Regions from separate parts of the Homo sapiens genome. Here all the other regions are linked to region 2. A link is a loop called in an ENCODE intact Hi-C map of the cell type or tissue named here. Cell type or tissue: endothelial cell of umbilical vein. All regions are shown on one strand. Each heading gives the region's core, and the rest is flanking DNA. Links, peaks and the distances in the headings are about the cores only. Region 1 holds the start of LOC124904899 (a long non-coding RNA gene). Region 2 overlaps KIAA1755. Region 3 overlaps RPRD1B (regulation of nuclear pre-mRNA domain containing 1B).

Region 1 (10,652 bases), core at 3,677-8,676, 110 kb before region 2:
GCAGGTGAGGGACTCTGTTCCTGTTCCCTCTCTGCCAGGAACACATACAGCAGTGGGCTGGCCAGGTGTCATATGACACCCGTGTCTAAGCAGACTAAAGAAGTACACATCAGCCAGGCGTGGTGGCTCATGCCTGTAATCCCAGCACTGTGGGAGGCCAAGGTGGGGGTGGATCACCTGAGGTCAGGAGTTCGAGATCAGCCTGGCTGACATGGTGAAACCCCATCTCTACTAAAAAAATTAAAAATACAAAAATTAGCCGGGCGTGGTGGCAGGTGCCTGTAATCCCAGCAACTTGGGAGGCTGAGGCAGGAGAATCGCTGGAACCCGGGAGGCGGAGGTTGCAGTGAGCCGATATTGCGCCATTGCACTCCAGCCTGGGTGACAGATCAAGACTCTGTCTCAAAAAAAAAAAAAAAAGTATACATCAAGGCCAGAACAGGAAAAGACATTTCCAAGAGAGGTGATATACCCAGCACAGGCTTTGAGGGTTCTTTACTTTCCTGTATGGAAATATTCCAGGCCAGAGGCAGGCTCTTATGCAACCACACAAGGGCCGGCAGCCTGTGTCTGCCTTTCCCAACATCTTTACTATCTGTCCCCTTACAAGAAAGAGTTTGCCGATCTCCAGATTAATGTGATATGCACTTCAGCCCGCAGAGATCATGATGGCTTCTGAGTTATTGGGTTCTGAATTAATGAGGTTTCTGTGTATTTCCTAACATGTGCTATTTCAAACTCTCAGATACTTAGATTGGGCAGTTCTCCTCTCCTTGGCCCAGGGGCCCACTGTGTCATTGTGGCCTGTCAGATCTGCATCCGGGCTCAAAGCCAGGTTACATGCATTCTGCTTCCCTGGATAGGATCTCTGTGACATTGCTACCCTGGAGGATTTGTTTCTACTTCAATTAAATCAGATTAGTCCACTCACATGCTCTTGTCTTGGGCAAAGAGCCCTGAATTTGGAACCCAGTTGAAGTCCCAACTCCATCACTGCAGAACTGGGTGACTTGGGACAAATCACTGCTTGGCATGGGGCTGACGTATCAAGAAGGCCTAAGTATTTCCGCATCTCCCTGGAAGCCTTCTCCCCATGTTTAACATGAACAGCTGCAATGAGAGACAGCACTGGGATGCTTACAGGCAGCAGCTCCAGACCCCCATGATCTGAGTTTAAGTCTGGATCTCATTACCTAACCTGCTCTTTGGCCAAGTGACTTCACTTCCCTGTGTCTTGGTTTCATCATCTGTACACTGGGAAGGATAATAATAGGCTCTATCTCATAAGGTTATGGGGACTTCATGAATTGCTATTGCTCAAGTAACAAGCTATATATCTGCCAAATCAATACAAGTTGTTTGCTGATACAGAACAATCTGTGTAAACTCAGAGAGTGACAGCCTGAGATGGGGCACAGCTGGACCCAATCAGGAGGTCCTGGAGTATGAACTGTGTCCGCTTAAGGTCACAGCTGTTGTAAGAAGATCCTGGAGAAGGACCCTGGCCAATTGCAGGAGGGTGGCCAGGCCTCAAAATCAAGTTCTCCCAGGAAGGAATGGATGATGGGGAACAGTTTAACCTGTAAGTGAAGAAAAAGCAAGGACAGTGGGACTCAATGGCTCTGGATGAAGATGGAGCATAAAAATGGTTCTTGCCTTGAGGTTAAAACTGGGGCAAGAGACGGATGTTCCAGTGGGGAGGGCTTCTGCCCCATGACCAGGAAGACATGTTGGCCCCACCGAGGCTGGCTGACCCTTCTCGGCTGGGGTGCTGTAAGGAGCTTCTTGGTTAAGGTGCAGAATGGGATGAGATGAAGCATGTAAGGCCCCTCCCAGATCCAATGGTCCAGACTAATATTTCTGTTGGCTTTGAGATTGGACTGCTGATAAGTGTGGTAGGAACAAAGCCATTGCTATTTTAACATTCCAAACTTTGAAGCTTGCCAAGAACTTTATAAAGAGTGTCTGCTCAAATTTCCCAGGCCGCCTCCTGATGAAGTGCTCAGTGGCCTGACATTGCTATGAGACCCTCCCCGCTTCCTCCCATGGATTATGACACAGGGATGGTGATGACAGCTCCTGGCAAGGTCAGGAGTCAGCTCAGCCTGGCCTGAGTCATGGGAAAGTAATTTATATGAGAGCTGTCATTGCTTAAGAACCCAAAGTAGGTAGGACCTCCAAACTCTCTTGATATTTGCCATAGTTGCCTTTGAAACCTCAAAAAGGCCATCCAGACCTGGCCCCTAGTTTACCCGGAATGCAGTGGTGTCTGGACTTTATTTGAATGGCCTGCAAGTCTGTAAAGTCATTCCTAGTGGTAGATTTCTTATCTCCTCAGCCAAAACAAGCACAGAGAGTTCTGGTTATGAGGCAATAAAGTTTATTAGGCTCTGGGATTACATTATAGCATGACCTGTTATACACGGTTTCAGAGATGCTGTGGTTCCAGTCAAGCTCCCCCCACCATCATCTACCCGGCCAACAATGGAACAGACTGGTAGTGAACTCCTGGTCCCTGGAGGCAGCAAAAGAAGCCACTTACCTGAGAAGTATGTTATAGAGGGTATTCTGCAAACTTAAGTAGAAGAGGGGCTGCAACCTTCAATGCCTACAAAGGCTGAGAAGGCAGTGAGGAGGAGGGAATTTGGCCCACTTGGACAGGAGAGACAGATGGTGTGCCTGCCTCTGCAGACGGCCACTGCTCAGGTCAACCAGGTGTTGGCATGCCGGATTGCATCGCCAGATTGTCCGATTTTTCTAAAAGGAAGCTGAAAACCTAGATTTGTATGTAAGAATCTCTCGATTTTAAATGTTGGAAACTAATTTGGATCTTGTTGGAACACCAGTTTGCCACTTTTGCAAGTAGAGTTACTCTCTGCTGAGTATCTAGGGCAGGAGTCTGCGCAGCTGACCGCGGTCTCAGTAAGAACCCCTTGTTATAAGAAGAATCTGTTAGCCTTGGGTCACAGTCTGTAGCTTTCTTCAAGTTCATCCTGGCCTGCCACCTGCAGCCTTGTGTGGAGCCATTGGCCTGAGGGTGAAGGGGCCTTGGTTCTGGTCCCAGCCCTGACACTGATGACCTGTGTGACCTCAGGAAAGTCTCTGTCCCTCTCTGGCCTGTTACCCCTTCTGGAATTAGCCTAGTGTGTCTCTGGCCCCTGCCAGCTCAACCAGTTTAGGCCTCCACCTGGGAGAAACCCACAGTGGAGAATTTTCCAAAGCAGAGCTGGTTCTTGATTTGGGGTAAATGATTGTTTTCTTTCTTTCCTTCTTTCTTTTCTTTTTTTTTTTTTTAATTTAAGAGACAGGGTCTCACTCTGTTACCTAGGCTAGAGTGTAGTGTGTAGTGGTATGATCATAGGCCACTGTAACCACAAACTCCTGGGCTCAAGCAATCCTCTGGCCTTGGTCTCCTGAGTAGCTGGGAGTACAGGCAAGCACCACCATGCCCAGCTAATTTTCACATTTTTTGTAGAGATAGGGTCTTTGTATGTTGCCCAGACTGGTCTCAAACTCTTGCCCTCAAGCAATTCTCCTGCCTCGGCCTCTCAAAGTGTTGAGATTATAGGCTTGAGCCACGGCATCCGGCCTATTTTCTAGACTGATTGTGCATCTTTAGGTATTTCCAAAACTGAGAAAATAATTTACCAGAAAGGAGGCCTCCCAGTGACTTCCAGCATTTGTGCCGATGGCTGATGGAGTGACCTGTTAGCATTTGTCAAATGCCAGTGGTGAAGGTTAGGTGGTGACAGAAGGTAGATGGGGCTTGTGACTGACGGAAAACAGCAGGTGAGGGGTCACCCCAGAGGCCTCTCATCTCTGTCCTTACTTACTGCAGCCTGGGTAGTCCTTCCTGTCTGTGGGCCTCAGTTTCCTCCTCTGAAAATGAGAAAATCAGTTTGGCTGGATGGTTTCTGAGTCCCCTTTGAGCCCCGGAGTTCTGTGATTCCAACGAATTTATGTTTCAAAGTTGTAGTTTTATCAGCTGCACAAGGACTTAAATCTTTTTTTCAATTCAACAGATGTTTCCCCTTCCTTCCTCCCTCCCTCCCTCCTTCCTTCCTTCTTTCCTTCTTTCCTTCCTTCCCTCCCTTCTTTCCTTCCTTCCTTCCTTCCATCCTTCCTTCCTTCCTCTGCCTTTCTTTCTCTCTTCTCTTCTTTCTTCTTACTCTGTCATCCAGGCTGCAGTGGCACGGTCATAGCTCACTGTAACCTTGAACTCATACAGATGATCTTGGAGATAGCTCTTCTGAGGCCTGCCAACAGGTAGTAAATGAGTTTGGAATTGGACCCTCCACCAGCCGAGCCTTAAGATGACCACAACCAAGGCCAACACCTCGTGAAAACCCTTGAGTCCGAACCACCCAGCGAAGCCACAGAAACAGAGAAACCACTATTAGTTCCAGCTGCTAAGTTTTTGGGTCATTAGTTCAGCAGCAATGGGTAATCAGTGCAGCCCTTCTGCCACGAGCTGAGCTCTTGGGGCTGGGGCTGGGAAGGGAAGGGTTAACCCCAGAGCCCAGACTTTCAGGTGGGCAGCAAGGTTAGTGCCTCCAGCTTGGGGGACCGTTCATTACAGAGTTACCCAGTGGTTCAACCAACGTTTGGGTCTGCTGCCAGCTGGGCCTCAGCCCTCCTGTGGCACCTGTCAGGGCAGGAGCATTCTGTTGTGGGGGGCGGGGGGTGGGGGAGGAGGGACATTCTGGAAACTGACTGATTCATTAGCAGCTTTGCCTCCCTGCATCTGCCCGCGATGCACCAGCTGCAAGTAGAGCCGGCACAGCTGATCGGCCTGTGTTCCTGGCAGGGGTCAGGGCTGCCTTGACTCCTCAGCTCCCGACCCTGGGCCTATGGTTTTGAGTCCAGAGGGAGGTGTTGAGGAGCTCCCCTAAACCCCAGAGACTGCTGATAAACCAGGCCCACAGGCAAGGCGCACCTCCTGGGTGCCATCCCCATCTTGTTTAATCCTCATGGTAACCCTCCCAAAGTAGGCATGCCCATCAGCGCCATGCTGCAGGAGGAAACCGAGGCCCAGGTTTGTGCAGCTGGAACGCACAGAGCTCTCTGACTCCAGAGTCCACCTGATCATCCGCTCTGCTTCCTTGGCCCCACCATGGGGAGCATGATGGATGTGGTGCCTCAGTGGTTTGGGGGAGCTGCTTCGAGGAAGAAGGTGGGAGAGTTGAGGAGGCAGGGCTCCTGACCCCCCTACTCCCCGCTCCACCGAAAGCAGCTCTACTACTCTGTGCTATGCCATTAGGGGATCGGGTACAATGTTTCACAGTGTTTCACAAATGTGTGGTCTGAACAGAGAATGTTCCAGTCCCAAGTCCCCATACCGTGTGACCTGAGGAGCCAATAATAACCCCTGTCTCCTGAGGAATTATGGAGAATTCAGTGAGGTCAAACAGGCAAAGCTCAGAACACAGTGCCAGGCACACAGTGAGAGCTCAGTGTGGTGGTGGTGGTGGTTGTGGTGGTTCAAGGAAGGATTCGCTTTAATCAAAGGGCCTGTGGTATGGAGAAAACATTCCTCTAGGCAATGGGGCGCCTTTGGAGGCTTCTAACAGAGTGACCTCCCTCAAGTTTGTGTGTGGAGAGGCCTCCAGCCCAATGCCCACCACATGGGGGAGCCGTGTTCTCTGCCAGAAAACTTGAAATAGGAAGATAAGCCTGGTGGGGCGGGGTTAGGGGAAAGGGAGGAGAAATAACCGTTGTGGGTTTTCTGCGAAAGCAGAGCCTAGGGGAGGTTGAATGGACAGTGACAATATTAGGGATTGAAGTGGAGCCATAAATCCTGGCTCATTATCCCCAGAAACCAGAGGGATCAGGTTGACTTGAAGAGGAGCCAAAGGTAAGAAGAGAGGCTGGCTCCCAAGGTGAGAAGAGCTGAGGTCCAGCATGGGGAAGGACCAGCCTCTCCCTCTGAGTCCAGGTTCTTTCTCTGGCACTCCTGGAGGCAGCCCATCCTGTCCCTGCATGAACCCTGCCAGTAATAGGGAACTCAATGACATGTGCAGTAGCCTGTTCTCACGAGGTTCATCCCTGGATGTTCAAAAGAGCTTCCTGCCTGCCGAGTGCAAACCTTCCCCCAGAAGCTTCATTCAATAATTCAGTAAGTCTCTGGGCACCTACCATACGCCCTGCCCTCATGAGGAAGGAGCAACATAGCACTGAGCAAGACAAAGTCCCAACTCTCAAGGAGCTTAGGTTCAGCTGTAGGAAGGCAAATATTATACAATGATATCACATAATGCCAGATGATAATACGGGCTATGACAAAAATTAAAATAGAGTGACATGACATAGTGACTACCCTTGATAGGGTGGACAGGGAAAGTCATGAAACATTTAAGGGCAGGCATAAATGACAAGAAGAGACTAGCTATGGCAAACTGCATTTTCCAAAGATGGCTTGAGCAGTATCTCCCATCACATTCACTCTTATGCAGTGTGACTCACCACTCCTTCAGCAAGAGATGGAGTCTATTTCTCCAGCCTTGATTCTGGGTGGGACCTGTGATTGCTTTGACCAATGGAATAAGGCAGGAGTGATGCTGTGTTATTTCTGGATGTAACCTTTAATTACTCCAGTAGCTTTTGCTTCTGGGTTCTTCGGACTCTGTTTCTTAGGCCACTTCCTCTTGGAATCCAGCTGCCATGCTGGGAGAATTCTAAGCCACATGGAGTGGCCAACCATGTAACTGGGCTCTCAGCCAACAGCAAGCGTCAACTGCCCACCATATGAATGCGCTGTCTTCCATCCAGCCCTCGAGCCTTCAGATGACTGCAGCCCTAGCCCCCATCTGACTGCAGCTGCAGAAAGAAACACTCAACTGGGCACAGTCAACCCCGGAAACATAATAAATTACTGTTTTGTTTTTGTTTTTGAGATGGGGTCTCACTCTATCACCCAGGCGGGAGTGCAGTGGTGTGATATCGGCTCACTGCAACCTCCACCTCCCAGGTTCAAGCAATTCTCCTGCCTCAGCCTCCCGAGTAGCTGGGACTACAGGCGCCCGCCACCATGCCTGGCTAATTTTTGAATTTTTATTAGAGACGGGGTTTTTCCATGTTAGTCAGGTTGGTCTCGAACTCCCAACCTCAAGTGATCTGCCTGCCTCGGCCTCCCAAAGTGCTGGGATTACAGGCGTGAGCCACCATCCCCAGCAATAAATTACTATGTTATGTCTCTAACTTTTAGAGTATAAGAAATAAGTAGAACACCACAGAATAGCTTTGTGCAAAAGCCCTGAAGAGGGAAAGAGTTTGGGATATTTTGAGAAATCAAAAAAGTCCAGTTTGGTTACAGCAGAATGGGTGACTGGGGAACTGACAGAGAGAGGCAGGAGTGCGCCAGACCATGCAGCTCATAGTAAGGACAACAGGGAGACATTGAATGGCTAGGCAAGGGCATGCATGATTGGATTTATGTTTGAGAAACTCCCTCTGGCTGCAGGGAGAAGAATGAATTCTAGGGGGTTGTGGTATTTTTTAATAATGTTGAATTTTGGGAGGCTAATATTCATTTTTTATTTATTCATTTTTTAAGAGACAGGATCTCATTCTCTGTCACTCAAGCTGGAGTGCAGTGGCTTGATCATAGCTCACTGCAGCCTTGAACTCTTGGGCTCAAGGGATACCGCCACCTCAGCCTCCGAGGTAGTTCAGCCTCATACAATGAATTGGAGTTTATTCACTCTTTTTCTATTCTCTGGAAGAGATTATCAAAGATGAATGTTAGATAGCACTTACCAATGAAGCCATCTGAGGTTGAAGTTTTCTTACTGGAAGGGTTTTAACAACTGATTCAATTTATTTAATTGTTAAAGGACTATCTAGGGTTTTTTATTTTGTCTTAAATCAAAATTGGAATGTTATACCTTCTAGTATGTTGCTTATTTCACTTAAAATTTCAAATTTATTGGATCAAAATTTTTCAAAATAGCCTCTTTTTTCTTTAATGTTGGCAGCATCTGTAGTGATGTTCATTTTTTATTTCTAATATTTTTGTGCCATTTCTCTTTAATTAATCTTCATGAATATTCATCTTTTAACTGGAGCATTTGGTCTTTTGATATTTAATATAATTTATCAATGTATATGGGTGCAAACCCACTAGCTTATTTTGTGATTTCTCCCCTCCCCTCCCTCTGTCCCTCCCTCCCTCCCTTCCTCCTTCCTTCCTTTCTTCTTACCGCCTCCTCCCTTTCTCCCTTCCTTCCTTCCTTCCCATTTTGAACTGATTACTTTTGCGTTCTATTTCCCCTCTCCACTAGTTTGGGGATTATGCACTGTTTTTATTCTTTTAATGTTATCATTGAAATTACAACATGAATATTTAACTTACTGAAGTCTAAATATAATCAGTACCATTGCTCTTCTTCCAGGCCTTAGAACACTGCTACTCTAATTTGACATATACTCCATGGTTTTGGTGTATTCTAATTATTTTTTTAAAAAAGATAAACTCTACAAGACATTAATGTTATTGTTTTATGTAGTCAGTGCTCAGCTAGACTGGCAGATGGATTGATCATTTCTTTGTTCTTCACTTCTCCTTTCATCTCAAGCCTTCCATCAGTGTTCGTATTTCTTCTACATAAAGTGTACACTGTAACAAGTTTCAACAAGCAGAATGTGCTCTATTCTTTTTTGTCTGAGCATGCTTTTATTTAACCCATATTCTTGAAGTACATATTGATGAGCATGGAATTTTAGTTGGGTAGTTAATTTCTTTCAGCACATTGAATGTATCATGTTACTATCACCTGGCTCTGTTGTTGCTGTTGAGAAGTCTTCATCACTCTGTCATTTCTTTGAAGGTTATTTTTCTTATTTTCTGGTTGCTCCTTAGATTTTTCTCTTTGTCTGTGATGTTTTTCTCCTTCACTGTGATGTCTAGACGTGGATTTATTCTTATCACTTTCCTTGAGATTTGTTGGGATTTTTGAATTTGTGGATTAGTACCTCTCATCAGTTTTGGAAAGTTCTCTGTCATTATTTCTTCAGTTAGTGTGTCTGCCCCATTTTCTCTCTTGTATTTTTCTGAAACTGCTATTAAATAGATGTCAGATATTTTCAGCCTCTCTTCCATGTCTCCCAACTTCTCTTTTATGTTTAACACCTATCTACTTCTCTGTACTATATTCTGGATCATTTATCTTCTGCCTCACTCGTGTTTTTCTTTAGCTCTGTTTAATCTTCTATCAAACCCAACCATCGACTTCTATGTTTCAGTTATTGTATTTTTCATTTCTAGAAGTTCTATTTGGGTTTCTCTATTTTTTCAGTTATTAAAATTGTTGCAAAAATATGTAACATAAAGTTTACCATCTTAACCATTTTTAAGTTTACAGTTCAGTGGTACTAAATACATTCATAATGTTGTGCAACCATCAGTATTTGGTTCTCTTTTAATTCTGCTGGTACTTTTCATGGTTTCTGTTCCCAGTAGATATTTGTAAGGTAACATGCCTTCCTTCCTGCGGTGCCCCATCTAGATTGCTAATCCTCACTTATCTGTACCCATCCTCCCAAATCTGGAGGTAAGTCTCATCTCCTTTTAAAACCTTTGACTGGACAGTCATGGTAGAAACTAAAGCCATCATCATTTAATCATTTTGTGTTTACTCAAAAAACAAAGAAACAAACAAACTTCTATTAAGTTCTAGGCTGTTCTCTAGGGCATGCAATAATGAATCAGGCCTGGAACCTTCCATGGAGGACCTGTTTCCCGGGGGGAGGCTGATATGAGAAAAAGGATATTTAGAATGAATTCCACATACCTTCTTTGAATGCCAGCTGTGTGCTGGTCACATTGCTGGGTTCTGAGTAAGCAGGAGGTAAGATACAATCTTCTTCTCAAAGTTTGTAGTAGAGTAGCAGAGATGAATGGGCCCTTAAGTAATCATGTAAAATGTCAAAAATGCCAGGCACATGATTGGTGCCTTTTAAATAATCTCTGAGTGAATGAACGGTGAATTGGCGTGGGAGTTCAGAGGAGAGAAAAATTTTTTCTGATTGGAACATATTAAGGAAATCTGTAATGGCATTTGAGTCAGGCCTTAGAAATCTGTTACTTTTGGACATCCAAAGACATAGGAGAAGGTAGGGGCAATTCAAGTAGGAAAACAGCATGAATAAAGGCATGGACTGTCTTTTTATTTTAAACTGCTCTATTGAGATATAATTCATATATCGTGAAGTCCGCCTGTTTGAAGTGTACAATTCAATGGTTTTAAGTATACTTAAGAGTCGTGTGACCATCACCATAATTTAATTTTAGAACATTTTCATCATCCTAAAAGAAAACTACTCATTAAGTCATTCCTTATCCTCCTGCCTCTCCCACCACCACAGCCACAAGCAACCACTAATCTATCTTCTATCTGTTTATTTATTCTGAACATTTCATATAAATGAAATCGTACAATATGCAGTCTTTTGTGACTGGCATTTTTCATTTACAATAAAGTTTTCATGTTTCATCCATGTTGTAGCATATATCAGTACTTTATTCCTTTTTATTGCAGAATAATATTCCATTGCATGAATATACTGTATTTTGTTTACTCCTTTATTCACTGCATTCAAAGAATGGATGTTTACTATCATCCATTGATAGACACTTGGGTTGTTTCTACTTTTTG
Region 2 (10,652 bases), core at 3,536-8,535:
AAAGACCTCAGAGTTGGAGCACGTTTGATCGATCCGGGAAGGCCAGTGGGGCTGAAATTGGCTGAAATCAGTGGGCAAGGCAAAGAAGCTACCAGATGTCTTTAACCCTGGAGGCACTACTCCTCTTCTTCCTCCTCTTAATGATAATAATAATATTGATGTTAATAACAATTCTGAATTTGAACAAAGCCCTGTGCCAGGGGTTACTTCCATTGAAATCTGTCATTAGCTGGTAAGGCTGGCAGTAGAGCCAGATGGTCTGGGTTTGAATCTCTGCCCACTCAGTTAGCTGTGTGACCCTGGGTGAGTTATCTGACCTCTCTGTTTCCTTAGGTGGAAATGGGCATAATAGTAGTACCTGTCTCATAGGATCGGGGCGACAATAAAATGATACGTGAAATGACTAGAACAGGGCCTGGCTTGTCATAAGAACTACACGGCCATTAACTATGGTCTTAGCAAAGAGCTGAGGCCTAGAGCAGTGAAGACTGTGGTTGAGGTCACAGAGCTCACGCAAGGACATGAAGCCCCAGACTCCAAGGCTCGGATTCCGCCTGTATCGTGCTCTTAACTGTACACAGCTGGAACTGGGGGAGCCCTTTGCTGCCACTGCCAACATCTGCCTCCCTTGCCCACTGTCCCAAGGAGACAGAGAGTGCCCTGTCCTCCCAGGGCCCCAGGCGTGAGTTGACCAGAGTCCCTCCTGCTGCCCTCTGAAGCAGCCTGTGATCGCTGTGGCCTGCACGTGGGGCTGGCCTGACAGCTGGGAGGCTGGGGTCAGGTCTTTCTCATGCTTTGTCCTTGGTGACAAGTGCAAGGGGCAGCCAAGGGCACTGGGTCTGGGCCAGCCATGGGGGTCCCTGTCCCAGCTGGACCACACTCTCCCAGGCTGCTCCTTTGTCCCCACAGACCTCAGTTTTCCCATAATTTTTTTTTAAAGAGAGATTTGGCTACATGAATTTAGGACAGGTGGCAGCTCCTAAATCAAATCATCCTTCACCACTGCCCTCTTTGGGCAGTTTTCTCATCTGTAAAATGGGAACAACATTGGTTCCCTGTCATCAAAGAGGTATGGATAAGAATGAAGTCAAGTAAGGTGTGTGAAGTGCTCACAGGAGGTCTGGCATGGTGTACACACTCAGAAATGTGCACTCCCCTCCCAACAACCCCTCATCCTCACCATGGTCAAGCCTGCTTGGTGAAGGGATCTGTCGTCATTTCTCTTCTCTTTGGGGAAGCATATAAGGCATGTCACGGGGTACCACAGACACATCTATGTTCAAATCTCAGCTCTTCCCCTTCCTCTGTTTTTTTCCTGTTACAAGACTTGGGGAGTGAATCACGATGAGCCTCCGACTGTGTCTGGGTATCCCTGTCCCTGCTGTGCCCCCAGCCAGGGGATGGGGGTGGTGTCTGTGCAAGTGGGTGGGGGGGGGCTGTGTCTAGGTATCCAAGGGATGGGGGCGGTGTCTATGCAGTCAGGCCATGGGGCTGTGTCTAGGTATCCCTGTCCCCACCATAGCCCCAGCCAGGGGATCGGGGGGTATCTGTGCAGGTGGGCCGCGGGGCTCACCCTCTTGCAGAAGCGGTGCAGGTGGAGCAGCGTCTCGAGGTCCGTGCGTTGCCGCTCGGCCGCCATGTAAAAGTGGGTCAGCTCAGCCTGGAAGGCCCGCTGGGTAGAGGCAAAGGCTGCCAGCTCTGGGAACTCTGCACGTTCTGCCTCCCCAGCCCCTCTGGCTGTAGCTCCCAGCTGAGCGGCCTGCTTGGACAGCTCCAGGCCTCGGCGGTACTGGGCCTGAGAGGGGAGAGGAGGGGGCGCCCACTCAGCACCCACCTTGGCTGGGGCCTCCCTCGGAGGTCAGCAACCTCCAGCTGCCTTGCTGGCGAGCCAGGAGACTTCCTGAGCTTCAGTTTCCTCATCTGTAGAATGGGGACCCTAATAGCACCCACCTCACAGGGCTTAGCTCCTGGTGAGGGTTGAACAATTAAGAGCAGTTATCACGCTTCTGGAAGTCTCCAGGCCCTCGCCATGGCAGTTCACTTTGCCTAGCCGGGCTCTGCTTAGATGTTCCTTCTGGAAAACTTCTCTGACTCCAAAGGCTCCTGCTCTGAGTCCCCACATTCTCCCTTACTGTGCGCTTCCCTGTTTGTCCCCGCCCCCGCCCCCGCTCCCCACTGGCCTGAGAATTCCTGAGCGCTGATACGGGGCTGAATCACCCTGTGGTCCAGAGCCTTGTCACATCGCATCACGTTGATGCAGCTTCCCTGCCCTCCAACCCCCGGCTCTGTGAGGCTGAGTTATTAGGTCTAGGATGGGGCCCTGGAAACTGCATTTTAAGAAACCCTCTGGGGGATTCAGAATATTCTTTGGGCTTGGCCATCTGGTAAGAATCTCTGGGGGAGATAACATCTCAGCTGAACTCTGCAATCCAAGCTGGTTCCCTCACTGTCTCTGGAACTTTTCTTGCTCTTTCCCACCTCCACAGCTTTGCCCTGGCAGTGCCACCCCCTCTAACGCCCTCTCCATCTGCTCCAGTCCTGCTCCTCTGTTGTCTGGAACGCACTGCAGCCTGGAGGAAGAAGTTCTCAAATTCTGCGTGGGCTTTCTCCACTGTCTCCAAACTTCCATCCTTGGGGGTCAGTGATTGCAGGCACCGCCTTCCTTCCTGCTCCATCCAGTCGCTGACCTGGGGCAGGAGAGGCAGATTTGGACATGAGGGGCTGCTAGGAGACCTCCCTTGTCCAGCTCCCCCACTTCCTTGCAGGCTGAGGTCTTCTGTCTTCACTCATTCAGTGGCTAGGCCTGTGACCACTGGCTTGGACTGAAATTCTCCCAATTCTGGGCGTGGGAAGAAATGACTTGGGGAGGGGGAGTGTGTGGTCATGTTCTTCAAAGCGGGACCCTGGAGGGCATCTGGCCTGGCCAACGCCCTCAGTGCACAGTTATCTGAATGAAGGCACAGGGTGGTGAACTTCAGGCTACTCTAACCACTCAGAGACGCCGGATCATAAAAGGGGTGGCCTCAGGGGTGATGAGCTCCCTGTTCGGGTGTGTGTGTGTGTTTGTGTGCGCGTGCACATGCAAACAGTGCTGGAGAAGAAGCTGCAGGCTGCAGAGGAAAGTCCATGGGCCTGCTGGGAACTCACCATGTGAACATGGTAAGCCACTCCCCCTTTCTGGGCCTCAGTTTACTCAGTGGTAAAATGGGGTAGACATGAAGATTCAATGAGGGATAGAGGGTATATAATGGCTCTCAACCCCGAGTGGAAGTTCCTTTCTTATTCTGGGGCATCTTAAAGAGCCTATTCACTCACTTTATCTTCACAGATCCAATGTAGCACGTACTGATATTACCCCCCATTCAACAAATGAAGATACTGAAGCACTGAAGAGTTAAACATCTTGTCCAGGGCCACACCACGAGTAAGTGCTGGAGCCAGGAATGAACCAGGGCTGTCTGATGCAGGAGTGTGCCGTGCCCCACAGCTCCAGGCTGACAGGAATGTGTTGGTTCTCGGCACCGGCAGTCAGATGAAGCCACACCAGGTGCAGGTTCCAGAATCAGACCCCGAGATATGCAACCACAAGCAGGTAACATAATGTCTCCCAGCCTCAGTTTCCTCATCTGTGCAGTGGATGAAATCCTAGCACCTTCCCCATGAGTTCAGAAAGCAATGATGTTCACAACGGCTCTGGCCCAGGGCTTGGCACAGAGTTGGCGCTCAATAAGTGCAGCTCTTGGGGCTATGTTTTCACCCACTGAGCACTTATTGAGCACCAGGTCATGTGCTACGCCCCAAGGATGCCTGCCTGGCCTTTGAAGGATCGCCAGCTTGGTGTCCTTTCTCCAGAACAAAGCACCTGACTAGGGACGGGCCCAGAGTCGGGGCTTTCCTGTGGAATGTGGCCAGGCAGAACCCCCACACCCCAAGCCAGACACCCCTTTCACCTGGTGAATGGCAGCTTCCAGGCGGCCCAGGCGGACACGGAGCTCCAGCTTCCCCAGGAGGCTGTTGGAAGCGGTGACCAGAACATGAAGCTGCTCGTCCACAAGGCTGTACAAGGCAGTGGCTGCAGCCAGATGGCTCCTGGGAGGTGGGCGGAGGTGAGAAAAGGCCTCTGTTGCCCTCTTCACCCTGCTGTACTTCTGTCCCGCATAGGCCTGCCCCTCCATCTCTGTGGCCCCAGCCTGGGTTTCCAGCTAACTTGCTGTGTGACTGTGGGCAGGCCCTTCACCAAGGGCCTCAGCCTTGGTCTTCCATGGGACTGGGAGGACAAGAGAACACAGTAGGAAGTGAACTGACCCTCCCCCTTCCCTAGAAGGGAATGAAGCTGGCCGGACAGATCTGGGTTCAAAGCCCAGCTCTGCTGCCTTCTAGTAGGAGGCTCTGTGCAAATTTCTCAACCTTTCTATGTCTCTGCTTTTTATTCTGTGAGGTGGAGATAATCACAGAACCCACTTCATAGCATGGTTGTAAGGATTAAATGATCTAACGCCCTGGCCCTCAACTCTAGCTATACATTATAACCTGCCCTGGGAGCTTTAACAAATCTTAGTGCCCTGCCCCAGGCCAACAAAGTCAGACTCTGAGTGCAACCAACACACTGATGTTTCCCTTTTTTTTTTTTTTTTTTTTTTGAGACGGAGTCTCACTCTGTCACCCAGGCTGGTCACCCAGGCTAGAGTGCAGTGGCGCGATCTCCATTCACTGCAACCTCTGCCTCCTGGGTTCCAACGATTCTCCTGCCTCAGCCTCCTGGGTAGCTGGGATTACAGGCACGCACCACCATGCCGGGCTAATTTTTGTATTTTTAGTAGAGACAGGGTTTCACATATTGGCCAGGCTGGTCTTGAACTCCTGACTTCAGGTGATCTGTCTGCCTCAGCCTCCAAAAGTGCTGGCATTATAGGCATAAGCCACCACGCCCGGCTGAGACACTGATGCTTTCTAAAGCACCTCAGGCGGTTCCAGGGACAGCCAGGGCAGAGAACCAGCGCTCATGCGTGCAAAACACTTAACACAGTGCCCAGCGCACGATGTTTGTCAGGTCCGTGCTATTTCTATTGCAATGGTGGGAAGTAGCTGCAACATGCCTGCCGGCCCTGCCTCCATTTCACAGATGGGAAAACTGAGGTCAAGGGAGGGGAATCGACTTGCAGATGACAACCTGAGTTGGAACCCCACCCAGGGCTGTTTCTGCACATAATTTTAAAAAATGCTCAAAGCCACAAGTCACTAAGGAAGAAGTGTGGATGGGATTTCAGGCATGGTGATATTTGTGTGAAGGGAGGAATCTCCAACCCTGCTCTGCCCTCCTCTGCCTTCAGAGGGAAAATGGAAGAGAGAAGATGGAAGAAAAGCTTTTGACTTCCTGGAGGGTGCTTTGCTCTACCTCAGCCTCCCCATCTGACTGCAGCTCCCCACGGGTTGCCACCCTTGCAGGGAAGAGGTGTGGCCCAGGGTGCGTGAATAGGATAGAAAATCTCTGCCTGCCTGGAGAGGGAGGGACGGAGGGACGGGGACAGCCTAGGGGCTGCAGGGACCCGCTGCAGAACAAACGCCCACAGCAGCTCATGTGGGACCACAGTGACCCCTGCTGGAGATGCTGGTAGCTGCGGGTCTGCGGGGCCTCGGATGGACAGGAGGGGCCTGGGCTGGTGGGGCAGGTAAGGGTGGAAGAGGCTGAGAAAGGCAGTGCCAACCCCCACCAGGCACTGAGGGGCAGGGAGATGACCCCATACCAGTGCTGCCCGTGCGTCCATCTGTGTAAGCCTGCTCTCAAGTCTAGTGCAGCTCTGGGTGGTGTGTTCAAGATTCTGGGACCAGACTGCCTGGATTCAAGTCCGGGCCCCACCACATCCCAGCTATGTGACCCTGGACTAATCACTTACCTTCTCTGAGCCTCAGGTTCCTCCACTGTAAAATAGGCATAATATCTGCAGCTACCTCGGAGTGAATTAAGTGAGCTGGTATTTGTAAATCCCTGAGAAAAATGCTGGACACATACAAAGTGCTATTTAGGTCTTGGTTCTGTAAACAAAATGTTCTTAAAAGCTCATGCATACCAGCCCTTGACTTTGAATATAAGTAGCTGTGTTCTAAGAGGGTGAAAATACTTGCAATTACTGACCAATTTAATGACTGACTTTTCCCCACCCCCTAAATTTAAGAAAGCTGGGACTTTCCAGGAATGTCTATAATTTATTCTGGCTCTGAGACCCCTGAGACACCATGAGGTTCTCACAAGTGTGTCTGAGCAGCCTACCGGGAAAGGCAGGGCCGGGTAGGGGTTAAATGCCCAGAAGGCCTGGCTTCAAATCCCTTACCAGCCGCTGTCTAGCTGCTATTTCCCTTCGCTGAGCCTCAGTTACCCATCAGCCAAATGGACAATGTGGACCTCACAGGGTTCTTGCCAGAAATAAATGAGGCAGGCTCTTGCAGGGGTTCAGCGTGGTGTGTGGGTCAGAGAAAGTGCTTTTCCAAAAGGGTGACCAGAAATGGGTAGGCGACATCCTCTGATGCCCATCCCAGGCTCAAGATGGCTGGGGCTGAAGGAGGGAAAGCAGAGAAGGGGCGAGGAAATTGCCAGGGCTCAGGGCAGGTTTCTGTGACCAGGCGTCAGCCTGGGATACAGGCCCTGCAACTACTGCAAAGCTGGGCGCCCTCGGGGCTCAGCTATGTGTGCCCTAGGTGGTGTGGTCCCAGCTCCAAGCTCCTGGGCCAGAAACAGGATGGGGTGGAAGAGGAAAGGCCTGGACGTCTGTACCTGACATCAGGGCTGAAGTCCAGCCTGCTGGCATCATGCTGCAGCCTGGCCAGGGTGGCTCCACCTTCCCGCTGGAGGCCCAGTAGGCCGGGGTCCCTCAGCACAGCCTCCATCAGCTCCTTGGACTTGCTCAGGCACCTGGTAGCCTCCTGCCAGCGTAGGGAGGTGCCCTGAGGCCCCATCCCCACTCTCCCTCTGCAACCTTCCAAGGCTCCCCACACCCAGATCAAGTCCAACTCCCAGTTTGGCATTCAAGGTCCTCCAGAAAGTCTGTCATTTCTGTCTCTAAAACATCCCCTCTAGCCATGTCCCCTCTCGTCACCACGGCAACCTCATTGGTCCACCCTCCAGCATCTCTTGCTGGGACACCCATTCCAGCCTCTTCGCTGATCTCCCTGCTGCCCTCTGGCTCCCCCTACAGTCTGTTCTCCACATGGCAGTTGAACGGATCTCAAAGTGCAAATCTGATAACCCCTGGTTTAAAACTCTCCAGTGGCTTTCCCTGCAGGCTTCGAACTGAATCCCAGCCCAACTCTTCCTTGGTCCAGCTCCTGCTGCATCTAGAAGCTCCACTCATGCTTCTTTCCCACTCATTCTGCTCCACACTGGCCTCCTTGCTACTCCTGAACACCCCAGGTATAATCCCACCTCAGGGCCTTCACATGTGTTTGCCCCCTGCCTGGAGCACAGCCCCCCACAAAGGCAGGCTCCTTCTCAAACTTCAAGCCTCAACTTAAACTCCAGCTCTTCAGAGAGGCCCTCCTCCCTCCCTCATTATTCCCAATCTTACTTCCACAGGACTTGACACAATTTGGAATGACATACCCATTTATAATAGTTTGCTTTTTAAACTACCACCTCTGCCACAGCACCACGAGCCCCAAGAGGGCAGGGATAAGTCAGTTTGCTCCAGGCTGGTCTCCAGTGCAGGGTACAAAGTGGGTGCCCCTCAAATATGAGTCAAATGAATGATGAAAAACAGGAATAATGTCCTCCCCCTTTTCCCCAGGCCGTCCCCTTCTCGAAGCCCTTGGTCCATGGGGTCTGGGGTGTGATGTAGCTTCCCCAGTCACCATGCTCCAGGCTCACCTGCATCCCCCCAGGGGGGTCGGCCTTCTCGAATTCCTCGATGGAAGCTTGTAGCAGGGAAGAGGCCTGGTGGAGGTCAGCAAGGAAAGGGTCCAGCTTCTGCAGGACAGAGGACCAAAGGGCAGGTGTCAGCCCAGGCCAACCAGGAGGATGCCTCTTGCATCTCAGGAGCACAGAGGGGAGGTGGGAGGCAGTGGCTCTCCAACTCCAGGTGCATCAGAAGCATCTGGAGAGCTGGTTAAAACACAGGCTCTGGGCTCTGCTCCTGAGGTTCTGCTTCAGTTCCTCTGGGGCGAGGCATGGTAGAAAGTGCATTTCTAACAAGTTCCCAGGTGTTGCTGATGCTGCTGGCCTGGGGAACCACACTTTGAGAACCACTGGTGTTGAGTATGAGTGAGGGAGAAGAAAGGAGACAGGCCTGAGCGACTCCCAGGCCAGTGGGGATACCATGATTGGTAAGGAAAGGAAGAGGGCAGAGTTAGGGGAACATTTTCAGCTGAGTCCCACTTCGGCCCAGCTCCATCACTTACAAGCTGTGAGACCTTGGGCAAGTTACTTAACCTCTCTGTGTCTCTGCTTCCTCCTCTTTAAAATGGAGATCATAGTAGTTCCTGCCTTATAGGGTTGTGTGAGGATTAAACCCATTAATATATGCAAGGCACTTAGAACAGAGCCCAGCCCATACTGTGTTTATCATCATTCTCACTTCCATGTAGTGGGTCTACAGGTAAGATTTCATGTAAAGGAAAGGGTTTAAAGCTAAAATACAGTTCAAAAACCAGTGGATTCATTGGAGGCCTCTGGAAAGGGAAGCTAGGACCCTGGGGGACAAGCGGAAAAGGAGATTGTTCAGTAGGTATCTTTTTGGACCATTTGAAATGTGAATATACTTACTGCCTATTCAAAAACACACAATTTTAAAAAGATCACTTGGGCAAAAAGTAAATAAGCCACCATGTTACACTGTTAGTATAGACCGGCGGTTCTCAATGAGGGGTGACTTTGCCCCCGGGGACATTCAGCAATGTCAGGAGACTTTTTTAATTGTCATAATTTGTGGGGTGCAAACAGTGGGTAGAGCCAGGGCTGGTACCAAGCATGCCGCAATACACAAGACAGCTCCCAACAAAACAGAATTGCTCAACCCCAAATGTGAATAGGTTAAGGTTGAGCAACCCTGGTCTAGAGAGGACCCGGGGCGGGCATTGATGGGCATCGGTTTCGGTGTGGTTTAAGCCCACCGAAAGGCACCCTCGCCCTATGTGTCCTCGTGTACTAAATTGGGTATGAAATGCCCCCTCTTGGGGTTGTGGGGAGGAGGGACTGTGATTACACAGGAAAGGAGCCCAACACTGGCGGCTGCCTTATTTCCTCCCTCTTATAGGAGGGAACCAGACCCTGAGCTTCCTGAGTTGTGTGGGTCCATAGAGCAAGTGCCTGTAAATTTATTTTATTTTATTTTAAGATTCTTTTTGAGACAGAGTCTCACTGTGCCACCTAGGCTGGAGTGCAGTGGTGTGATCTTGGCTCACTGCAATCTCTGCCTCCTGGGTTCAAGCAATTCTCATGCCTCAGCCTCCCGAGTAGCTGGGACTACAGGTGCATACCACCATGCCTGGCTAACTTTTTCTTTCTTGTATTTTTAGTAGATATGAGGTTTTACCATGTTGGCCAGGCTGGTCTCAAACTCCTCACCTCATGTGATCCACCCATCTCGGCCTCCCAAAGTGCTGGGATTACAGGTGTGAATCACAGCGCCCGGCCCTGTAAATTTATTTTCAGTTAACATAGACCTAGCTCTTTACCCGTATTAACTAAATTAATCCTCACAAAAACCCCATGAGGAGGTACTATTATTATCCCCTGTTTAGCTGATGAGGAAACCAAGGCTCAGAGAAGGTAAGTAACTTATCCAAAATCACACAGCAGAGCTGGGATTGCAATGTAGGCAGCCTGGCCCCAGAGCCTGAGCTCTTAATCATTTGACTCTGTACCTTCACTGTAAACATTTGTTGAGTGACCGTTTATTTTTTAGCATAGCAGGGTTGATGGATCCATGGGACAGAAGAGTGAAGAGAAGAAGAGAAGGAGTGGGGGTCAGGGGCTAAAGGCTGTGACGGTAAACACCTGGAAGAAATGAACCCACTCGGTGTGGCAGTAGGGGAAGGGGCCTTCCAGGACTGCGGGCAGCTGGCTGGGGTCCACATGGTGGCTGAGGGCCTTCAATGAGGTCAGCACCTCCACCTGCAGACCAAAGAATCAGGAGAACCAGGGACTCAAAGTGAGGACAGTCATTTTAGAAGGTCCTGCCCAGATCCCTGCCCCAGCACCAGTTCATTTCCCACAAGTAAGGTTGACTCCAGCTTTAAAAGTTGCTTTGCCAGCAACCAATCTTCTCTGGAAACTCTGACAAATCAAAATTCAGAACCAGACCCTGGTTAGGGAATGGCAAATAAACAGCACTCATACTGCCACTCTCCTAGCTTGTGCCCAAGGCAGACATCATTAATCAATCATAGCACTCGTTCCCTCTGAGCTTGGCTCTTTCCCAGTACAGCTCTCCGGGCAATCATACAAACTGATGGAAGCTGGCCCTTGTGATGAAACTTCTTTGTAATCTTTGCACAGTTCCCTGAGGAGCCAAGAGCTGTTTCCTTCTTGGGGCTGGTGAGAAAAGTCACTAAATCCCAACAGTGTCCTCTAAGACATGGAAGAACTAGGTGACTGCTTCTGCCAGGCAGAGAAATTTGAGGTTTATGCTGGGAATAGCTCCAGATACCTAGGCTTGGGATTT
Region 3 (10,652 bases), core at 3,216-8,215, 150 kb before region 2:
CGGTCATTTATCTGAAATGCTCATCTTTCACTGAGGAAGCATTTTCAGCACTGTGCCCCGGGACTAATAAGAGAGTGTAATTAATGATTCTGGTTGTAAGTCACCATGCCATCTGTTGAACTGCCCCTTGGCGACACATTAAGGGCTTTCTCTGATCTGTCAGACATTGATTATCATGAGCAGCTGTTGTTGGGTAGAACGTGGCAAGCAACCATAGAGGACAGAGTCTTTGAGGAGATCGGGTTGGTAGAGCTGGTTAACTCTTTGTTCTGTTTTCCCTCCCCACAGTTGCACTCTGCTCTGTATATTGTTGGGGAATCATTCTGGTTTTTGTAGAACTAGTGGTTTGCTGGACGCCACGAGAGGGCATTAAGGTGGAGAAACAGATTAGAGCTTTGGATGCGTTCTGTAACTTTCCAGTCTGCGTTGCTCTGCGCGGTTCATTCAGTGGAATGGGGCTGGCATTCCATTGCTGAAGAAGCGGAACAGAAAGGCCCCACCACTGGAACCAACGTACAGAGTCTGAACTGAAGGTTCTTATCTCAAACCATGTCTCCGAGGCACATGAGCAGAACCATTTATTGTAAAAAATAGAGCCGATTTGCTGCATTAAAGAAAGCAAATGACTAGATACAGTATAAGGTTTTTTTCTGAGATGGAGTCTCGCTCTGTCACTCAGGTTGGAGTGCAGTGACGTGATCTCAGCTCACTGCAGCCTCCACCTCCCAGGCTCAACCAATCCCCCGTCTCAGCCTCCTGAGTAGCTGGGATTATAGATTATAGGCATGTACTACCACGCCCGGCTAATTTTTTTTGTTTTTAGCAGAGACAGAGTTTCACCATATTGGCCAGGCTGGTCTTGAACTCCTGACGTCAAGTGATCTGGCCGCTTCACAATATAAGATTTGAGAGATGGTTTTAGTTCTTTTCTTTATCCACGCTTGCTAAAAATTTAGGCAGTCTGCTCTCCTGAACCTAAGATTTTTCTCTCACATTCTGTAATAGACTGGTCCTGTCCCATCACATCCCTATGGTGGTGGCCGAACTTGATAAATGTATGCCCCTTGAAAGATGCGTGAATACTGTGAATTCCTTCAGATTGTCCAAAAGTCTCTCTGCGTGATGGGGCAGTACATAAAGTTTACCCACTTTTTTAACATTCATTTTTGTAACACAGCCAGTCCGTTTTAAAACTTCCAAATCAGAATGCTAATTAAATATTTTATTTTTTAATCCTTTCATTGCCTTCAGGATATACATAGATGAAATTCTCAGAACTCTTTGGAGAAGTAGTTATTTGCTTGCGAGTCTGTTTTCATCCCAAAGCTCTAATATACTTAGGTTTTGTGCTTTCCTTTTTAACTTTGTATCTTGCTTTATGTAATAAGCATCTTTTTCTCTTTCACTTGGGAATTTTATGTCGGTGGCTCCTGCATGTCAGGATAGGGCGTGTGATGATTCAGAGCCTAGGATGTAGGAGAGGGAATTACGGCTCAAAGTAGGAGATTGTGTTTCTTCCCTCGAGGAAATCATATTCTGGTATAAAAAACACAGGTGAACATAAAACCAAACCACTTGATCGTACATAATGTAGATTAAGGAGGCATTTGGCGGTTCTGATTGTGGTTTAAGGTAAGTCCAAACTTCCTGTCAGGCAATAAAACCTTTTTGTAAAAGGAACTAGCAGTTGAAGAAGAGAAGCATGTTTATAAATGGGGAGCAGTTAGACTGGACCAGACAGGTATCTGAAGAAAGACAAAGTCAGATGTGGGAAGGAGGTGCTGCAGACCACCAGTGGGAGATTAAGGTCTGTGCTCTTTAAGAAGCTACGTATTCATTCAGGGAGTCAGCAAAGCCTGTGCCAGCCAGATGTACAAAGATGGGCACGATGCACTTCTCCCCTCAAAGGGCTTATGCTCTAGTCAGGGGGAAATAGCAGCAAACAAGGGGTTAGGGTAGAATTCAAGATAGGTTGTCAGTAAGGAAAATATTCTCACTTGTGTCTACCTTGAAATAGACCAAGAAAAAAATGAAGATGCTAATAATAATTTGATCAGATGCTTATTAAAATTGTGAGAGTTATCAAATCATGGACAGTTTCTGAAACTGTAATGCCTTCAGCAGGTCTCCCAAAGTTTGCTAGACTGTATACTCTTTGAGTGCTCTCACAGTGCCAGGAACATATTTGTTCCTCAGTAAATACTTGTTCTGTGAAATCCATCACTTGATGTAACCTTTTTCTATAGAGAAAAGGGTTTTTTTTTAAGGTTGCATTAAAAGTGGCTTAACAAATCTGATTTAATGATTGGTTGTAAAGAATATGTTAGTACGGAAAGGTAACCATTTTTAGAAGTTTCTGTAGGTTTTCTCCTTTGTACTACTTTTCTTTTTTCCTTTAAGTAGAATTATGCTTTATTCTGAGATAATCATCTTTTTTTGTTTGTTTGTTTTTGACTTTTGCTTCAGGGTGTCATGATTGACTTTGGCCTATGATGTTGGCCCTTAAACACCAGGCAAGGGTGGAAGGAATGCTGCTGAAAATCTGTGGGTAATGTTTTTGTCATGAACATGAGAAAACCTAGAAATGGAGAAGGCACGTGGAAGGAAGCACAAATGGCAGCCCAAAGAGGAGGTTAGAGAATGTGGAGGGTATAGAAGAAAGCCCATTCAGAAAGGCAAAGGCCAAAGATACCAGAAAAGCCTTCCAGCTTCACTTCCAGAGCAAAGAGAAGCTTTGTTTGTGGTTGACAGAGGTGACTACATTACTCCCAGATGTCTGCTCAAAGCTCATAAGACATAGCGTGAGTGGGTTGGATAGGGTTCCTGTCTTGTCAGCGTGAATAAAGCATGATACAGACATGTTCTGTTAGCATGATCAGTGCATGTGGAAGAGTGTGTGTGTGAGAAAGAAACCTATTTGTACAAGTATTAAGGAAAGAAAAAAGGTCAGGAACCTGCAGTTTTCCCTTCTTAACTGTGATTTTTTTTTTTTTTTTTTTGAGACAGACTCTTGCTCTGTTGCCCAGGGCTAGAGTGCAGTAGAGCAATCTGAGCTCACTGCCTCCCGGGTTCAAGCGATTCTCGTGCCTCAGCCTCCCGAGTAGCTGGGACTACAGGCGCATGCCACCACACCCAGCTAATTTTTGTATTTTTAGTAGAGATGGGGTTTTGCCATGTTGGGCAGGCTGGTCTCGAACTCCTGATCTCAGGTGATCCACCTGCCTTGGCCTCCCAAAGTGTTGGAATTACAGGCATGCGCCTCCATGCCTGGCCTTAACTGTGAATTTTATTCAGATCATGGTGTCTGACTGTCAGCGATCTAGAACTGAAAGCAGATAGTCCTGTGTTGACCCACATGCCACATGGTGCACACACACAAAGATGATATGCCACACAGGGAAGAGCTCTTGAGAAATTTGTTCCAAGCTGCAGATTTATTGTTTTAGTTGAGGTGAAATTCATATAACGTAAATTAACCATGCACTTCAAAGTGCACACATTTTGGTGGCATTTAGTACGTTCACAGTATTGTATCAAGTTCCAAAACATAATTGTGTCTGGCTTCTTTCGGCACGATGTTTTCAAGATTCATCCCATGTTGTAGCATATATCAGTACTTCATCTCTTTTATGGTAGAACACTAATCTGTTGTATGGATGTGACACAGTTTATAACCTGTCTATGGACATTTGAGTTGTTGCCACCTTTTGGCTCTTATGAATAGTGTTGCTATAAACAGTCATGTGGAGGTTTTTGTGTGGCCATATCTTTTCATTTCTCTTGGTTATGTATAAATCTAGGAGTGGAATTGCTGGGTCATATGGTAATTCTATGTAACATTTTGAGGAACCATCAGACTGTTTTCCACAGCAGCTACATCATTTTACATCCCCACTAGCAATGTGCGTGGGTTCCAGTTTCTCCACATCCTCATCAACATTTGTTATTGTCTCTTTATTTTCGACAACCTACATGTGCAGGTTTATCTCATTGTGATTTTGATTTGCATTTTGCTAATTACTAACGATACTGATCATCTTTCAGTATGCTTGTCGGCTGTTTATCTTTGGAGAAATGTGTGTTCAATTCCTTTGCCCATTTTCAAATTGGGTTATTTGCTTTTTTTGAGTTGTAAAAGTTCTTTATATATTGTGGATAATATACCTTTATCACATAAATGATTTGCAACTATTTTCTCCTATAAGTTGTCTTTTCACTTTCTAGGTAATATCCTTTGATGTGCAAAAGTTTTTTATTTTTATGAGTTCCAATTTATCTATTTTTGTGGTTGTTGCTCATGCTTTTGGTGTCACATGTAATAATCTGTTGCCAATCCCAGGTCATGACAATTTTTTTCTGTGTTTTCTTCTAGAAGTTTTATAATTTTATGTCTTAAATTTACGTTCTTAATCTGTTTTGAGTTAGTTTTTGTATGTGGTGTGATGTAGGGGGGGACCAACTTCATTCTTTTGCCTGTAGATATCCATTTGTCCCAGCACCATTTGTTGAAGAGACTACTCTTTTCCTCCACCTGAATGCCCAGCACCCTTGTCAAAAATCAATTGGCCACAGATGTATTGGTTTATTTCTGGATTCTCAATTCTATTCCATTAATGTATATGTCTATCCTATGCTCATACCACACTATCTCCATCACTGTAGTTTTGTAGTAAGTTTTAAAATCAGTAAGTATGAGTCCTCAGAGTTCTTTTTCAGTATTGTTTTGGCTATTTAGGATCGCTTGCAATTCCCTATGAATTTAACAATCACCTTTTCCATTTCTGCAAAAAAGGTAATTGAAGTTTTACTAGGGAATGCATTGAGTCTGCGGGTCACTTTGGGGAGTATTGCGATTTTAGCAGTCTTAAGTGTTTCAGCTCATGAACAGGGGATGTCTTCACATTTATTTAAGTCTTCAATTTCTGCTGCAGAATTTTAAAAAGCACTCTAGGAGAGTGTCATTTACTGATGCATTTGATATTATAAAGGCCCTGTCTAGGTTTTGGGACCACAGATGGAGGGCAGTGGTATCACCTTTCAATAATGTTAACCCCCACCTCTAGAAGATATGAGTATTTTGTGTATGGACTCAATGGAGTCACCAGGGCACAGTCACAACAGCAGCTTTACAAAGTAAAGTGACACATAGAGGCCTGGATATCTAAGTAAAGTGATTAGCAGGATTATTGAGCTGGACAGAACCTTAGAGATCATATAATCAGACTTCTGAATTGGTGAAGAAACCTAGAGAGAGAGGTAGCTGCAGACCAGCATAGAGTCCAAGGCAGACATCTGGTAACTTCATCAGATTTGTACTTTTGTTTTGATTTCAGAATTTTGATTCTGCAACATCAACAGCAGGAAGACATCTTACACAGAATAGTAGCCAAAGTTTAATCATTTAAACAGTTCCCAAGAATCTTGTTGTAGAGAAATGACATTTTATGTGGGGTCATAAAATGATTGCATGAAAGCATTCTAAGTGTGAAAGAACCTACTCTGCCACCAAGGTTCTAAGTACCTGCCTCGCTGTACCCCTGCTCACGCTCTTGCTCTGATAGGAGGGGAGAAATTGGCTCATGAACTTAAAGCTGCTGGTGTTTCTCCTCGCTTGGCACCTCCCCCTTGGCTGTAATGACTACTCAGGAGTAGAGCCTCTGACTTCAGACAACACAGCTGGGAAGGGGGAAATGGTTCAGAATCCAACATTGCCTTATGACTCTTCATATTTCTGTTTGATTGTGGTTATAACAACTTGAGAAATTCTTTGGCTACAGTTGAAGGGGTGCTCAACCAAAATGATGGCAGATTGTTGTTTTTGGCAGCACCTCCCTGCAGGGTGCAGATGGTTAGAAGCTTTTGTTTCAATATTAGGCCAGGCAGTAGGGGGAGATAGAGAGCTCCTTTTTTGTCAACTTTGGAGTAAATTCGTCTTTCCTATGATGATCAAAGCCAGTATCTCAGTGTCCTATCATGGTAAGGACAGATGGGAGCCGGTGATCTAATTGTCATTTTAGGTAAGAGCCCTTGGGTTTATGTGAACACTTCAGGGTCACAGAGGAAGCCAGTGAGGACCAGTACCTGGATCTTCTGACTCCTAACTACAGTGATCATCCACTGTGTTCTCCTGGGAGCTGAGAGGCCCTGCCTAGTGCCGGCCCCCTCCTCTCAGTCCTCTAAACTCACTGCCCTTCTGTAGTATTCAAGTCTGTCCTCCCTAGGCTGGCAGCTCTGTCAGCACCCAGGTTGTTAGAATAGTTGTTAAAACAGGTCATTCTGTTGCCAAGTAATTACGGGGCCTTGCACTCAGTACCTTCCCACGAAGCAGGCCGTAGTGTGCTTACTGCTCTCCCTTGCCTTTCCATCCCCTACTTTGATGTGGGAGTTTTCTTTCTTTTTACTTTTCTTTTATTTTCTTTTTTTCCGCCAGTTTCCCTCCAATATGTGAGGACTTTTATTGAGTTAATGTGTGGGCTTCTGTGAGTGATTTGGAGTTCCTTGGATTTCTTTTATTCATTTTAGTCTACTGACCCTACTGCTTAGGCCCAGTTTATAGCTGGAGCTTTTATCTGTTGGGTGTGTGTGTGTTTCTTTATTACAATGTGAAACCTATGATACTTATTTTTCACTCCAGGAAAATAATGCCACATTATAATGTACTTCACATACTTAGTGACTTAAGAACATGATTTGCCAACATTTGAGACTTTGAGACTTTACATTGAAAAAGTGACACGGTTTTAAGGCTTTCCCAGCAAGAATTCATGCCTTTAGCCATAGTACCGTTTTCATATTTGTAGCCCAACTTCTGTGGGCAGTGTAACCCCTGCTTGATGGAACAGTGCCACTGAGTTTCAGCTGGTATATGTAGCACTAATTTTTCATATTTATGGAATGCATATAATATGAAGTTAAAACAGCACCTGGGCCTCTTATTACTCCTGCCTGCCAGAACATTCACTCTGGTTCAACTAGTACTCAGGGTTTTTGTTTTTGTTTTTGTTTTCTTTTTTTGATTGTAAAAGTAATACATCAGAGGAAACTTAGCAAATAAGTATAAAGAATAAAATTAGTCTCATTACCCAGAGATAACTATTTTTAATTTTTGCGTATTTCCTTTTCCTCTTAGTTTAAAATTAAACTGAATGATAACTTGCAGATAATTTTCTGTCATGCTTTTTTCTTAACATGATTATTTTTCCTTGTAAATAAAAACTTTATAAACATTGTAAATGATTGCTTGAATACCTGTGGTTGGATAGTCAATGATTATTTGTATTGAGCACTTGTATGTTTCTGTCTCTGTCTCTTAGCTTTAGGCTAACTTTCAGTGTTTGGATTATTTTCTTCCTGTAGATTTCTAGAAGTGGTTCTATGTATATGTGCAGATGTCTGCTTGTCTTTTAAGTATACTGAAGGTCATATACATTTCACGGTCTCTGCCACCAGAATGCGTTCCTGCTGTAGGAGTTCTTGTCTTTTCCAAAGCATCTTAACCAGTCTAGGACTTCATTGAGCTTATTTTGTATAAACCTCTATACAAGTTAAGGATTAGTCTTTTGTTTTATGAAGGAGTAAACACAGAATAGTTTAATTAGACTAATGGAGCTCTCTTCTGGCTTTTAAATGATCTTGTTTACATTTGAGATAGCTGTGTGAAAATAGCACATACTTCTACTATAACATTGACTTGAGTGAGCATAATATTGAGAGCAAGGTTCAGATTGCAGAAATTTGAGCTGCCTGTTTGACCTAGTGGGTGCAAGTTATTTTGAGCAAGGTTCTATTTTAGTCTTTATGAATGTTCTTACTACTGTTAAGGTGGGCCTTCTACTCCCACTTAAAATTGGGATTCTGAAGAAAGTTAAAATTGGATTGTGGCATACTTTGCAATCTTGGAAGTTAATCTCTGACTTTGTTTTTCTGTCTCTAAAATGTTAGACTTGAAATAGATCAGAAAGAGTCATTTTCTGAGATCAGGGCAAAGTATTCTGGTTATAATCAGGAGTCAAGTGAAACCTTTGCAGATGAAAGCCATGAGCCCCAAAGATATGGCATGCTTTATGTGAAGAGGATGGTACTAGCCAGCTGTCATGATGGCTGTGCAAGCCTCCTTATTTGTTTTTTTCCTTATTGAGGTCCTTTATCTTTAAACATCTGTAGGAAGAAGTATGATTAGCTCTCTTTGCCTAATTCTGCCAGTAGCTACTTTGAGAATTTCAAGCACAATAACTTCGCAAACTTCAACTCAACAAAAATTTACCAGCAGCCTTTCTGAGAATTATTGGGGTTTGGACAGTAATTATGAATGGACAAATCCTACTTTTACTCATGATGTCCTTTTCCCAGTCCTTTCCTTTTGCTCACAGTGTGTCTGTTCTGTGGGGCATAGACTCAGTAGGAATTGTTCCCTTTAAGATACCATTTACCCCAATTATGGTGCAGTGATGATGATCTGCTTTGCATATTTCAGGTTCTTTTTGGCTTTTTCCATTGAAGCCAGTGGTCCTCCCAGCGTTTTATCTTTGATGTGACTTTTCATTGATAAAGTAACACTTTACCTTCCTGGGACAACAGATTCCAACACCTTAACTAATCTGAAGTTGTTAGCTTCCACCTTCCCTCGTCACATGGGACCTTTAGGGCCAATTTATTTTCCTGCCCACATGAGAAGTCTCCAGTAAACTAGCTGAAGGTCCTCAGCATGTAGCATGCTTTGTCTCTCCAGTGTTTAAAAGAAATCATCACATTCACATGAGCATACCCTCTGCACCACCCTCCCTTTATAACTACCACCATATCCACTTCCCTTGCTGCCTCTGCTTCTCAGCCTGTTGCAGCTTGGCATGCATGTCTACATTCCACCCAAGTGGCTGTCTTCAGAATTTCCCCCCTTCCCCCCACCCCTGCCCCCAGTGGTCTAATCTCAAAACCCAAAAGGTACTTCTTAGTCTCTGCCTCTTGGCTCCCTTTCTCTTTTTGGCCCTGTCTGCAGCATTTAATATTACTGTATTACAATGTATTTGCATTTCTGGTTTCTGTGTACCACCCTCTGCTGGTTCTTCTGCTTTTTCATCCTTCAATAAGCTTTTCTCCATGCCTTTATTGTAAATGTTGCCATTCCTTTAGCCTTTTCTCATTCTGGACCTTTTTTTTTTTTTTTTTTTTTTTTTTTTTTGAGATGGAGTCTCGCTGTTGCCCAGGCTGTAGTGCAGTGGTGCGATCTGGACTCACTGCAACCTCCCACCTCCTGACTTCAAGCAATTCTTCTGCCTCAGCCTCCTGAGTAGTTGGGATTACAGGCACCCACCACCACACCCAGCTAATTTTTGTATTTTTAGTAGAGACGGGGTTTCACCATGTTGACCAGGCGAGTCTTGAACTCATGACCTCAGGAGATCCACCCGCCTCAGCCTCCCAAAGCGCTGGGATTACAGACATGAGCCACTGCACCAGGCCTGGACCTTTTCCTTGAGTGCTTTATACTTAGGCTGGCTTCAGTTACCAACTGGATGTTGATGGCCTACCTCTAGATCTCTAGGTCAGACCTCTTCCATGTACTTCAGACTCATGTATCTCATTTCCACAGACACCTCAGACAGTATGGCTGCGACAGACTGTCTCCTTCCTTCTCACCTCTCCTTTCCTTCTCTTTCCTTGGCTTGGAGAGTGGCAGTGCCATCCATCAAAATCAGACACTAGGCCTCATCCAGTGTTTCTCCTGATTTTTTTCAGCTCCCAAATCTGTTGCTTTGGCCTCCTTGTCACAGCCTCTCCCTCAGTTCCTCTGCTATGCCTCTGCCAGGTTGACCTCCCACCACCATCTTCCATAGCTGAGTAGGTGCTACGCCAGTGTGGTTTTTGCTCCCTCTCAATTTTTCATGAATCTGCCTCCCTTCTCTGCGTCTTTGTCTCCACTTCCATCACCTTAGTCCACTCTGTCATCATCTGTCCCCCCTGGATCCTTGCAGTAGCCTCATGACTGATCATCTACATCTGCTCTTAGGCCCTATAATCCATTCTTCACATGGCAGCCCTATGATGTGTTCAGAATGCAGCTCTGAGCATGTCATTCCCCTGTTTAAACATTTAAGTAGCTTCTCATTATTCCTAGTTCTTCGAATATGGGCCCAGTGGCCAGGTGTGGTGGTTCACACCTGTAATCCCAGCACTTTGGGAGGCTGAGGCAGGCGGATCACTTGAGTCCAAGAGTTTGAGACCATCCTGAGCTACATGGCAAAACCCCGTCTCTATCAAAAATTAAAAAATTAGCTGGGCATCGTGGTTCATGCCCAGCTACTGGGGAAGCTGAGGCAGGAGGATCACTTGAGCCCAGGAGGTGAAGGCTGCAATGAGCCATGATCGTGCCACTGCACTTCAGCCTGGGCGACAGAGTGCAGGCTGTCTCAAAAAAAAAAAAAAAAGACTATGGGCCCAGCTGCTGGCCTGGCCCCCTCCTGTGCCCTATGACTTGGCCCCTGCTGACTTCCTCAGCCACATCTCTTGTTGTGTCCCATGGCATTTTGTCTGCACTTGGCCTTCTTTGATCTCAGGCTTTACATATGCTGTTCCCACTCTCTGCCCAGGACACACTTCCCCTTGTTTACTTTCCATCAGTTATACTTACCTAGTTAATTCCTGTGTTCACCATT

What was found. Peaks named below come from ENCODE experiments on the same cell type or tissue, not always from the same donor. Only the 100,000 strongest peaks of a DNase experiment are listed, where the experiment ranks them.
Region 1: it touches region 2 in a loop (8-fold over the local background); 10 of 110 quality-filtered maps call a loop at or near these places.
Region 3: it touches region 2 in a loop (8-fold over the local background); 41 of 110 quality-filtered maps call a loop at or near these places.

Annotation. Positions count from the first base shown.
Region 1 is chr20:38,107,987-38,118,638 of GRCh38, forward strand. LOC124904899 (a long non-coding RNA gene) reads left to right here and starts at 2,032. Exons shown (of 2, transcript XR_007067580.1): 1 at 2,032-2,549; 2 at 6,634-6,892. RefSeq lists a silencer at 1,801-2,095 and an enhancer at 4,067-4,566. In endothelial cell of umbilical vein, for the core only: a CTCF peak has its summit at 5,630 (motif pointing right); a DNase peak (open chromatin) is centred at 5,655; H3K27ac peaks cover 424 bases.
Region 2 is chr20:38,215,680-38,226,331 of GRCh38, forward strand. It overlaps KIAA1755, which reads right to left. Exons shown (of 14, transcript NM_001029864.2): 8 at 9,986-10,102; 9 at 7,859-7,957; 10 at 6,770-6,918; 11 at 3,951-4,089; 12 at 2,565-2,687; 13 at 1,574-1,795. Among named protein-coding and RNA genes, the nearest start is that of KIAA1755, 40 kb to the right of the region's middle. RefSeq lists enhancers at 1,836-3,035, 3,450-3,951. In endothelial cell of umbilical vein, for the core only: CTCF peaks have their summits at 5,607 (motif pointing left) and 7,168 (motif pointing left); DNase peaks (open chromatin) are centred at 5,582 and 7,182.
Region 3 is chr20:38,067,759-38,078,410 of GRCh38, forward strand. All of the region lies in intron 6 of RPRD1B (regulation of nuclear pre-mRNA domain containing 1B), which reads left to right. Among named protein-coding and RNA genes, the nearest start is that of RPRD1B, 39 kb to the left of the region's middle. RefSeq lists an enhancer at 5,607-5,716. In endothelial cell of umbilical vein, for the core only: a CTCF peak has its summit at 5,869 (motif pointing right); a DNase peak (open chromatin) is centred at 5,763; H3K27ac peaks cover 1,403 bases.